Linked DNA regions of Homo sapiens: region 2 is linked to region 1. A link is a loop called in an ENCODE intact Hi-C map of the cell type or tissue named here. Cell type or tissue: chondrocyte. All regions are shown on one strand. Links, peaks and the distances in the headings refer to the core of each region. The heading gives the core; the rest is flanking DNA.

Region 1 (5,678 bases), core at 179-5,178:
GGGGTTTCACTGTGTTAGCCAGGATGGTCTTGATCTCCTGACCTCATGATCTGCCTGCCTTGGCCTCCCAAAGTGCTGGGATTACAGGCGTGAGCCACCACGCCCAGCCATGATTTCATTTTTTATGGCTGTGTAGTATTCTGTGTGTGTGTGTGTGTGTGTGTGTGTGTGTGTGTGTGTGTGTATGTCACATTTTCTTTATCCAGTCAATCACTGATGGACATGTAGGTTGGTTCCATGATTTTGCTATTGTGAATAGTGCATAAACATACAAGTGCAGGTATCTTTTGGTATAATGATTTCTTTTCCTTTAGGTAGATACTCAGTGGTGGCATTGCTGGGTTGTTCTATTTTTAGTTCTTGAGGAATCTCCATACTGTCAAACTTAAGTTATTTATGGCCTCCTTTACAGGAAACAGTTCATAGGCCCCCAAGAATCTTCCATCAATGAACATTTGGAACATCCTCAGGCCCCAGTTTGAGAAACAGTGCATTGGATAGGTTGCTAGATGGACACCAAATGAATAAATATGGGCAGCAGGCACCTGCTTTGGCAGAGACTTCTTTGGGTCTGTGAAAGTCTTCCTTTATGTTGGATGAGGCTCATAACAGTGATTGATATCTGCAGGTGCAGGCATGGTCTGGACCAACAACAGCCAGCCACATGCTGTTCCTGCTATTTGCCATCTGCACTGTGTTTTGACTCCTATTTCAACTCCTATTTGCAGTACCATAGCTGTTTCCAGCTACCAATGACTCTAGTCATCAGCCAGGCTACTCAGCCAACCTGAAAATATGCCAGATTGTCCATACATTTCCAATCCACCATGATTTTAAAAATACTCATCCTATATTTCTATTAAAATCATAGAGTTTTAAAATCTTTTTATCAAAGGATTACATACATTAAGAAAAGGAAGCAAATTGTCACAATATAGTTTGATAAATGATCATAAAGTGAAAACACCCAGGTGATCAACCCTCAGGTCAAGAAACAGAATATTATCAGGATCCCGGAAGCCCACTTTATGCCCCCCACTCAAAAGATAACTGCTATGCTGACCATATCTTACTTTCATCTGGCTTTGAACTTCCTATAAGTAGACTTATCCGCACTGTACATGTATTTTTGTGTTTGTGTGTTTACTTTCTTTCTCAACATTATTTTTGTAAGATCCATCTGTGTTGTGTGTAACAACAATCTGTTTATTCTAATTCCCTTATCATATTCCATTGTCTGAATATGCCACAATTTACTTATCTATTCTGTTGATGGGTATTGGGTTGTTTTCATTATTAGGTTATTAGGAATAAACTGCTATGACATTCTTGTACCTTTATTTTGGTTCATATGTGTAAGTATTTCTGTTGAGTATATACCTAGGAGTGGGTCATAAGGTGTATGACAACAGTTTTTTTCAAAGTGATTGCGCCATTTACACTCCCACCAGCAATGTCTGAGTGTTTCAGTTGCACCGTCTATTTGCCAAGACTTGGTATTACCTGTCTGTTTCATGTTAGCCATTCTCTTTGGTGTGCAGTGGGTTGACATTGTGGTTTTACTTGCATTTGTGTATGACTTATGAAGTTGAGCATGTTTTCATATGTTTCTTGGCCATTTGTAAATCCTTTTTTGTGAAGAGCCTATTTAAGGGTCTTGCCTGGGGAAGTAGGAAGAGGATGAAGGCTAGAGATAGGCAAAGGTAAACCAGGGAGAACTTTGGGATTCACCATTTTACTGAAAACTTTTGGTACCTGCAAGTAATGATTCTGGAGTCACTGTATGTTATTCTGGGATGTCCATAGCTGAAAAATCCCTTTGTATGACAAGATGCCTGCAGGGAGGCTCTCTATTGCTCAGGTATGCTGGAACAAGTAAGGAATATGTTAGGGAGTGTGTCCCAGCCTGGCTCACAGAAAGGCTATTGCTTTTCCTAGGCCATTTGAGTTTCTAACTCCCACCAACAGTTTTAGTAGACCTTAACCTTGCAATCAAGTTGTAGATTATAGTACTATTGAACCTACATGAATCAGCCCCTCAGGGCCAAGGTCACATATTTGATTAGAGGCAAGTCTCATTTAAGTACATTTTCTCCCCGTGTGATGTTTATGAAAATGATGAAATTCATAGCATTTTTCTACTTCTCTGTATTTCAAATCAACCATATAATTTCCCCCTTTTGAAGGCTGCTGCAATGTAAATGGAAAAGCTCATGATTTGGGCTCAGACTATACCAGTTTAACTCCCAGTGCTAAATTTAACTAGTTTTGTGATTTTGAGCAAGTCACTTTACCTTTTTGAGACTTAATCTGCTTGCCTATAAAATGGGTACATCTACCTTACAAGGATAGGATTCAGATAATTGATGCAAAAGCAAACTGTAAACCTTAGGTTACTGGACAAATCAATATTATTATTTATGTTAGTTTGGGACCTATAGAAGGAGATCTTGGAAAATTGTAGGGCTGGGAGCCAGAGGCCATGGAAGATAGGGAAGGAGGTGAAAGTGGGAAAAATTACACCCTGGAAACCCAGTGACCAAGTCTCAACTCCTGGCTGGCTTGCATCAAAAGCTGGAGCCTGAGCGTCTGTTACAAGTGAAGGAGCCAATGCAGAAATTCCTCTGACCACTAGAGGGAGCCATACCTTAGGCTGGGCATCAGATGGGCCTCTATTATCTTTAGCAAAGATCCCCATGGTGCCTGCCACTTTGATTTCACATCTGTAGGTCTGAAAAAAGCACTAAGCTTGACACTACTTCTCTTGATTTTAAAAAATTATCTTCTTCCTCAACATAACCACCACTACCATCATCATCCTAGTCTTTGCCCATCTGTCCATTAGTCTTGTTATCTCTTTGCCCTCTTTTAGGAGTGAAACAATTGCCTTTAAAATCACAATTTATAATGAGAAACGTAATTTTCTAACAATCCAGAGCCTGTGTCTACCCACCAGGATCTCTTTTCTCTTTAGTGCAATTACATGAAGTGCCAACTTTTAAATCACAAGTTGGCTGGCCGCCTACGTCCATCAGAGGACAGGCCTGCCTTGGAGGGGAGCCATGTGGCCAGGGCTGTGCAAAGCCCTTCCATTGTTGCGTTTGATTTCTTCAGAAGGGGAACACCAAGGCCATGTGAGGGTCAAGCCTGAGAAAGAATGTTTATTTTTGGAGTTTCTGATAAGACCAAAAACAGACAGAAAAAAAGAAAAAGTTGAACATTCAGCACATTCATTTTACTGATACTAATGCTGCTAACTTCTCTGGGAAAATTCAACTTAGACAACTCCGCGGTGATAAGAAAGCAGTGTCCCCACACATTTTCTCAATTCCTGGAGGAGGGCAAGGCGGAGGATGTTGCGTGTTTCTCCTAGAGGAAAAAGCTCAATCCTAGAGTCAGCTGGGTCAGCCTGAAACCTCCCCTCCCGTGGGGTTCACTCCCACCTCTGCCTGACACTCAGGTGGAGCTCTGCTAGGAAGCTGGTGGGGTCCTGGTGCCTGCTCCACTCCCTGGACTTCTGCCTGGGCTCCCACAAGCTATGAGGGAGTACTTGGGGGTCAGGAGCCTCAAGAGCATCCTGGAAAGTTTAGAAAATTTCACTTTTCAGGCCGGGCACAGTGGCTCACGCCTGTAATCCCAGCATATTGGGAGGATCACCTGGGGTCAGGAGTTCAAGATCAGCCCGGCCAACATGATGAAACCCCAATTCTATTAAAAATATAAAAATTAGTTGGGCGTGGTGGCAGGTGCCTGTAATCCCAGCTACTCAGAGGTTGGGGCAGGAGAATCACTTGAATCCAGGAGGCGGAGGTTGCAGTGAACCAAGATCATGCCACTGCACTCCAGCCTGGGTGACAGAGTCAGTGAGACTTTGCCTTAAAAAATAAAAATAAAAAAGAAAGAAAAATAAAATTTCACTTTTCTTTCATATATTCAGGCATTGCTTTAAAGATAATTAGCATTATCATTTCTGTCACTTTAAGGGTAATATTAAGAGAAATAAAACTCAGGGGGTTTGGCTGATTTCTGCTCATTGTTTCTTTTATTCAGCCAATATTCCTGGGGCATGTACCATGAACCAGGCTCTGTGCCAGCTCCCGCAGATGCAAGATGAAGACCTTGCCCTTGCCCTTGAGTGGATGGAGAGGACACAGATGGACAAGCACCTAGATGAGATGAGAGGTGTAGGGGTTGGGCTTAGCTCTGCCTGTGGGAACCTGGGCAGGCTTCATCAGGAGGTGGCGCTCAAGTCCAACTGAAAATATGGGTAAGTCATTCCCTAGACTGACAAAGTAGGAAAGGGCATTTCAGACAAAAGCACAGTGTGTGCAAAAGCTTGGAGGTGTCAATGATTGGGTCACCTCCTCCGACTTGTAAGTCAGGTTGAGTGTGGTTGGGGTGTTCTCTGGAGAGGAACAAGAAGTCTGGCTAGAGAGGTGGGCAGAGATCATGGAGAGATGATGTGCCATATTAGGAAGTTAGGGTGTCATTTATTCATTCAACAAACACTGTGTGCCTCCGATATGCCATCATCATTGTGGGCGCTGATCAACATCCAAGCCTTGCCCTTATGGTCTTACATTCTAATGGCGAGGGAAGGATAGACAATAATCAAGTACACAAATACATGAGCAAGGTAATTTCACATAACAGCACAGCTTACAAAGAAAGGTGAGGCAGGTTAAGGAGCTAGAGAGAAAGGAAGGAAGAGGGAAGAAGTTGCTATCTAGGTTAGGGCATTTGAGAAGAGATCTGAGTGAGGTGAGAGAAGAGGCTGGGTGAATATCTGGGATTGTGGGGGGTGGGGTGGTGGTGGGATGGGGGGGCCAGAGGACAGCAATAGCAAAGGCCCTAAGGTGCGCAGAGGTGCAGGGGCCAGATCAATAAACCTCAGAGGAAATGGTAAGGCCAGCAGGTTTTATCCTAAATGAGATGGGACACCGCTGGAGGATTTTTGTGTTTGAGACAGGGTCTTGCTCTGCCTCCCAGGCTGGAGTGCAGTGGCACAATCGTGGCTCACTGCAGCCTCTACCTCCTGGACACAAGTGATTCTCCCATCTCAGCCTCCTGAGTAGCTGGTGTGTGCCACCACACCAGGCTAATTATATTTATTTTATTTTTTGTACAAATGGAGTCTTGCTTTGTTGCCCAGGCTGGTCTTGAACTCCTGGGCTCAAGCCAGCCTCCCACCTCAGCCTCCCAAAGAGCTGGGATTACAGGCATGAGCCACCATGTCTGGCCCACCACTGGAGCATTTTAAGGAGAGGAAGAACAGGATCCTAGTTCTGTGGTAAAAGAATCACTCACAGCTGTGTTAAGAATCGACTGTAGGGAAGAAAGCGCTGAACAAGGGAAGCTGGTGAGGAGCCTATTGCAATAACCCAGCAGGAGCTGCCTCCCGATGGGGAGGGGTGGTGGCCACGGAGTAATGAGGTACGGAATCAGGTTCTGCATACCTCATTCTCCAGCTCAGTGGCTCTCAAAGTGGGGTCACTGGACAGCGGCATCAGCCTTACCTGAGAAGGGGTTAGGAATGCAAAATCTCAGGCTCACCCACACCTGTTGAATCAGAGACCAGAGGTGTAGGGCCCTGCTCAGCAAGCCATGTGTGGTAAGCACGCTCTCCAGGTGATTCTACCCTTCAGGTGATGTGGGTGTACGTTCAAGTGAGAGGGCTA
Region 2 (5,678 bases), core at 390-5,389, 970 kb after region 1:
GAAGCTGACTAGATCTGAGCTGAAAAGAGGGGTAAAGCTTTCTTTCTTTTTTTTTTTTTTTTTTTTTTTTTTTTTGAGACAGGGTCTCTGTTGCCCTGGCTGGAGTGCAGTGGTATGATTTCCACTTACTGGGCTCAGGTGGTCCTCCCACCTCAGCCACCTGAGTAGCTGGGACTACAGGCACTCACCACCATGGCCAGCTAATTTTTGTATTTTTTATAGAGACGGGGTTTCACTATGCCGTCCAGGCTGATCTCAAACTCCTGGGCTCAAGTGATCCGCCTGCCTCAGCCTCCCAAAGGATTACAGGCATGAGACACCGTGCTTGGCCAAGAAGGTAAAGCTATTTAATTGGTAGTTTTAATCCTCAAAGATGAACAAGTGAAAACAATATTTAAGATTCATACTGCCAGGTACTGTTATTCAGGCTTACTAAATTTCTGATTATTTTATCGTACTTTACTAATACAACTTAAACACTGATTTAGGGTTAAAGATGGGAAGAAGTTGGTATCTGTAGTTTGGGACATAGCGTACCAACTCAAATTAGTGGTCCTTTTTTTTTTTCCCACGAAGTTGATATTAGAAATTCAGTATTTTTTTTTTCATAAATAAAATTTAGTGTGTGTTTATAGCAAGTTTTCTGCTTTTTAAGCAAAACAGAAAAAGTTAACACCCATCATTATGGAGGAAGAATCTAAAAGGCCAGCTGTGCACCTCATAGTGAATCCGAGGTAGAAACAGTTTCATATTGGCTCCAATCATGAGCCAGACATGATTCCCAAAGTGCTTTATAAATATTTTAAAGTTGTAATCCTCGTAACAATTTTGTAAAGTAGTCATGTTATGATCCAAATTCTGTGGGCAACGAATCTGAAAATCAGAGACTTTAAATGTGTCCAGGTTGACATTAGTTAGGAATCTGTGGAGCTAGGGTTGGAACTCTTGAGGGCCTAATTTTAAATATTTACCCTTTTTACTACCCTAATTGCCATACCATTCCATTTGCGTTTGAGTGTTGGTTATCTAGAGCAGGGATTGAGGAGGAAAAGATCCTTTAAATACTTAAACTTTGTAAACTTAACTTTGCCTAGGACTAACCCTTTTCCATTACCTAGGTGAGATTGGGCTAGCCCAATTGAATTATGAATAGATGTGTGTTTATCATATAGCTTCAAATTTAGGCAAGCTGCTTTTCTTTTCTCTGGATTTTTGAAGATGCATTTTAGTACAATTGAATTCACTTATTCTTTATTTCTGATTGGCTATTGTGTGCTAGGTTTTATGCAAAAGGACCTTTACTAGGAGTTTTAAAAGTCACTGTGTCATTTAATACCGGGATGTATAACTGAGGCCCGTTGGAGATAACAAAAGGGGAAGACCTATTTAGAAAATTGTGTTAAAGTCCAGATAAGGTTCCTGTTTGTTAGTTACTGTTAAAAAATACGGCCCGGCATGGTGGCTCATGCCTGTAATCCCAGCACTTTGAGAGGTCAAGGTGGGCGGATCACCTGAGGTCCGAGGTGCCACTGCACTCCAGCCTGGGCGGCAGAGTGAGACTCCGTCTAAAAAAGAAAAAGATCCAACATATATAGAGAGCTGTAGTGGTTTGTCAAGTTAAAATGGAAAATTTAACCATATCTTTTATTGTAGTAGCTTTTATTTTTCTTTTTTCTTTTTGAGACAGAGTCTCGCCTTGTTGCCCAGGCTGGAGTGCAGTGGTGCAATCTTGGCTTACTGCAACCTCTGCCTCCTGGGTTCAAATGATTCTCCTGCCTCAGCCTCCCAAGTAGCTGGGATTACAGGCACCCACCACCACGCACAGCTAATTTTTGTATTTTTAGTAGAGACGGGGTTTCACCATGTTGGCCAGGCTGGTCTCGAACTCTTGACCTTGTGATCTGCCCGCCTCTGCCTCCCAAAGTGCTGGGATTACGGGCGTGAGCCACCGCACCCAGCCTATTTTCAATTTCTGTGTATTATTTGGGCATGGCCTAGCTGGTCTAAAACCCCAGTCAAAAGAAAGCTTTAACAATCTAAGCTTTGAAGTCCTCTAAAAAATGAACAAAAATGATGAAAAGGCCAGAGTAACTACTTTCCTATATTTTTACTGATTTGTATTGTTAAAAATTTCAAAGTAGACCTGCATTACTTTATGATAAAGGGGAAACCCATTAAATTTACTTGATTTTTTTAAAAAACAGGTGTTAGTAGTAAAGGACTGCTAATGCTAATCTAGCCCTCTGGATGTCTGTCAAACTGCCCTGGATTCAGAGAAGTGTTCTGGGCTCTTACTTGGTGGTGGAGTGCACAGTGGGAAGAGGATCTGTCTTCTTTCTTGCCGATCCTGGTTCAGGCCTTTTTGAAGAGTTGCAAAGGCGTAAGGCGTGAGGTTACCTGGGGGCATGATCACAGTCCTCTTGGCTGTGTCTTTTTGGCATACAAAATAACTCCAGTGAGTGATGCTTAAAAATACTTGGTTAGGAAATTTTATCTCCAAATTTAAAATTGTTCTTGATGTTAAATATGGTGCCTAATAACTAGTATTTATTTGCATGGCACATCTAGTACCCCATTTATATTAGTGATTAATTTCTCATTAAGTAAGATCTTAGGTTAAAGAATAAACTTTTTAAAAGATTATTTTATCTAGAGCTTTCTTGAAGGAAGTAATTAAGCAGTAGCAGTAATGATGCTGTTAAAACAATGAACAGTAAAGTCATTTAGACTGATTCTGAAGTCATATTGAGATTTGTGTTAATTGGCCAATTGTGGCATGCAAAAAGTTCCTAAATATGGTCCTTGTGAACTGAATAATCATCAAAGGTTAGTGATGATTCTGCAAAGGTAGCAAGATAATGCAAATATCATGAGTTTGGATTCTGTTTAACCTAATTTATTTTATATATTGGAATGGATAAAAAGCCTTCTTTGAATCTGTAAGGCAGTTTTCAGACATCATCTCAAGATTTGAGGAAATCAGTGGTTGAAACAGTCTCTGAAAATAAAGACAACTGTGAAAGGAGTAAAATTTTAAATGTGTGCATATCGCCACCAAGTGGCAGAGAAAGTATTGTTTGTTATAGTTGATAGAGCTGCTAGGGAAGATGAGAAAATAAAGGCAACGTGTTTTATAGGATATCTTTTTATAGCAGCAGTTAAATTCTGTAAGCTAACCACTTTTCAGACTTTTCACTGAGTGTTTGATACATATTGACCAACTGCCCAAATTTTAAAAAATAGTCAGTTTCACACACCTGGCCTAAAATACACCACATAAGATATATTTTAGGCCAGGTGCAGTGGCTCATGCCTGTAATCCCAACACTTTGAGAGGCCAAGACAGGAGGATCCCTTGAGACCAGGAGTTCAAGACCAGCCTGGGCAACATAGTGAAAGTCTGACTCTGTCTTTAAAATTAAATAAATAAATAAATAAATAAAGATGTATTTAAGTTTTCTTCTGTTAATTTGGTGGCCTTTTATTTTTACCCCACTCCCTTTAGTTTCTTTTGCGTGTATTCTTGCCTTTTTTTTTTGTATATATGCTGACTTTTATTCAATCACTAGATTTTTACGAAGTATGGGCAACAACTTGATTTGTTTGCCGTATTTTAGGGGATGATGATATTGGGATGTTTAAGGTATGATTTTATCAGCAATATAGAAATAATTTGAATGTTTAGATTATATTGGATTTGCTACTTCCATCATGGCTTTTTGAAATAATTTAGAGTTGACTTTTTTTTTTTTAAAGACTCAGACTATTGAAAAGTCTTCATTTTTCTTATATTTATTACATGATTGGAAAGCACTTTCAAGATAGAACCTTGGTCAGTGTTTTGAATAGAGAATTTTTTATCAACCTGATTTTTACCATTTCATGCATTTTGTCACAGTACTTTTGAGAAAACCAGCACTACTCATTCTTTTATCAGTTTAGCTCTCTTTATATTTTTCAGATGTGAAATTAAGAAGTACCATTTATGGGCCAGGCGCGGTGGCTCACGCCTGTAATCCCAGCACTTTGGGAGGCCGAGGCGGGCGGATCACGAGGTCAGGAGATCGAGACCATCCTGGCTAACATGGTGAAACCCCATCTCTACTAAAAATACAAAAAAAAAAAAAATTAGCCAGGCGTGGTGGCGGGTGCCTGTAGTCCCAGCTACTCGGGAGGCTGAGGCAGGAAAATGGCATGAACCTGGGAGGTGGAGCTTTCAGTGAGTGGAGGTCGCGCCACTGCACTCCAGCCTGGGTGACAGAGCAAGACTCCGTCTCAAAAAAAAAAAAAAAAAGTACCATTTATGATAACTCATTGAGATTTGACTACTGTATTTGGCATATAGGTTGCGCATTCCCAATCCAAAAATTCGAAGTGCTCCAAAATCTGAAAACCCCGAGTGCCAACATGACCCTGTAAGAGTCTTGCTCTGTCATCCAGGCTGGAGTACAGTGGCACTATCTTGGCTCGCTGCAACCCCACCTACTGGGTTCAAGCGATTCTCATGCCTCAGCCTCCTGAGTAACTGGGACTACAGGCGTGCGCCACCATGCCTGGCTAATTTTTGTACTTTTAGTAGAGACAGTGTTTTGCTATGTTGGCCGGTCTGGTCTTGAACTCCTGGCCTCAAGTGATCTGCCTGCCTCAGCCTCCCAAAGTGCTGGGATTATAGGCATGAGTCACTGCACCCAGCCTGGAGCATTTTAGATTTGGGATGTTCAACCACTAAGTATAAATGCAAACAATCCAAGGTCTGGGGAAAAAAAATTCAAAACACTGTTGGTCCCAAGCATTTTAGATAAGGAATACACAACCTGTACTAAAACACAGCTCTTTTGAGTTTTATAGCTGATACACCAATTTACTAAGGAGTCTTAACATCAATGTTCAATTAAAAAAAACAGGAGATGTGTTTCCAAAATTGATGCCTTCTCAACCTCCTGAGAGTGTGCCAACCTAGGTATTTGACTCTGTGCCATAGTAAGCATTGGGTAGCTCCCAGCATTAGAAGCCAGAAAGCTCCCCTTTGTAGACTTGAACTGAACCCACTCCAAAACTAGCCCAGCTAATCCAGGCTTCCCTCCAAATTTAGAGTGACCTGGAACTGGGCCCACTAACTTGGCTGTGACCTTTATATCCTTGGCCTCAGTGTAAGTATACAGGCATGAAAACTGCTCTTTTCTATTGGATTAGATAAATGTGAGAGGACTACAGAGACTTCCCTCCTCCCTCAGTTAAATCCGTAGGGCCTCCTTGGTCTACTTGTCCGCTACCTCTGGCTTCGCTGCCTGTTAATCCCCCTCTTGCTCTGTACTCCAGCCGCTCTGGTCTGTTGGTTGTTTCCCCACTGTTGGTCACAGTCCTTCCTATCTGAGAACCTTTGCACTGGCTCTTTCCTCTGTGGAAATGCTCTTGCCCCAGGTGTCCACATGGCTTTAGGTCGTGACTCAAAGTCACCTTCTTAAGGAAACTTTTCCTGACCACCTTGGGCCGTCCCCATTTCAAGTACCCCTTGCCTGCTTTATTTTTTTCTCCCCATACTTATCACCAGCTAATGGAGTACATATGCATGTTATTTCACTCATTTATCTGTTTTTATTATCTCTCTCCTATTAGAGTGTAAGTTCCATGAGGAGAGGAATTTTGTCTAATTTTTTTGTTTATTTTTACTGCTATAT

Evidence for each region. Peaks named below come from ENCODE experiments on the same cell type or tissue, not always from the same donor. Only the 100,000 strongest peaks of a DNase experiment are listed, where the experiment ranks them.
Region 2: a loop joins it to region 1, with 7 times the contacts of the local background. A loop is called at or near these places in 9 of 110 quality-filtered maps.

Annotation. Positions count from the first base shown.
Region 1 is chr4:25,437,480-25,443,157 of GRCh38, forward strand. LOC105374536 (a long non-coding RNA gene) reads left to right here. Exons shown (of 4, transcript XR_925494.3): 2 at 4,051-4,267. Among named protein-coding and RNA genes, the nearest start is that of ANAPC4, 63 kb to the left of the region's middle. RefSeq lists a silencer at 4,202-4,311. In chondrocyte, for the core only: CTCF peaks have their summits at 2,640 (motif pointing right), 2,880 and 4,231 (motif pointing right); no DNase peak of the experiment used is centred there.
Region 2 is chr4:26,407,838-26,413,515 of GRCh38, forward strand. All of the region lies in intron 3 of RBPJ (recombination signal binding protein for immunoglobulin kappa J region), which reads left to right. Among named protein-coding and RNA genes, the nearest start is that of CCKAR, 80 kb to the right of the region's middle. In chondrocyte, for the core only: CTCF peaks have their summits at 3,061 (motif pointing left) and 3,273; no DNase peak of the experiment used is centred there.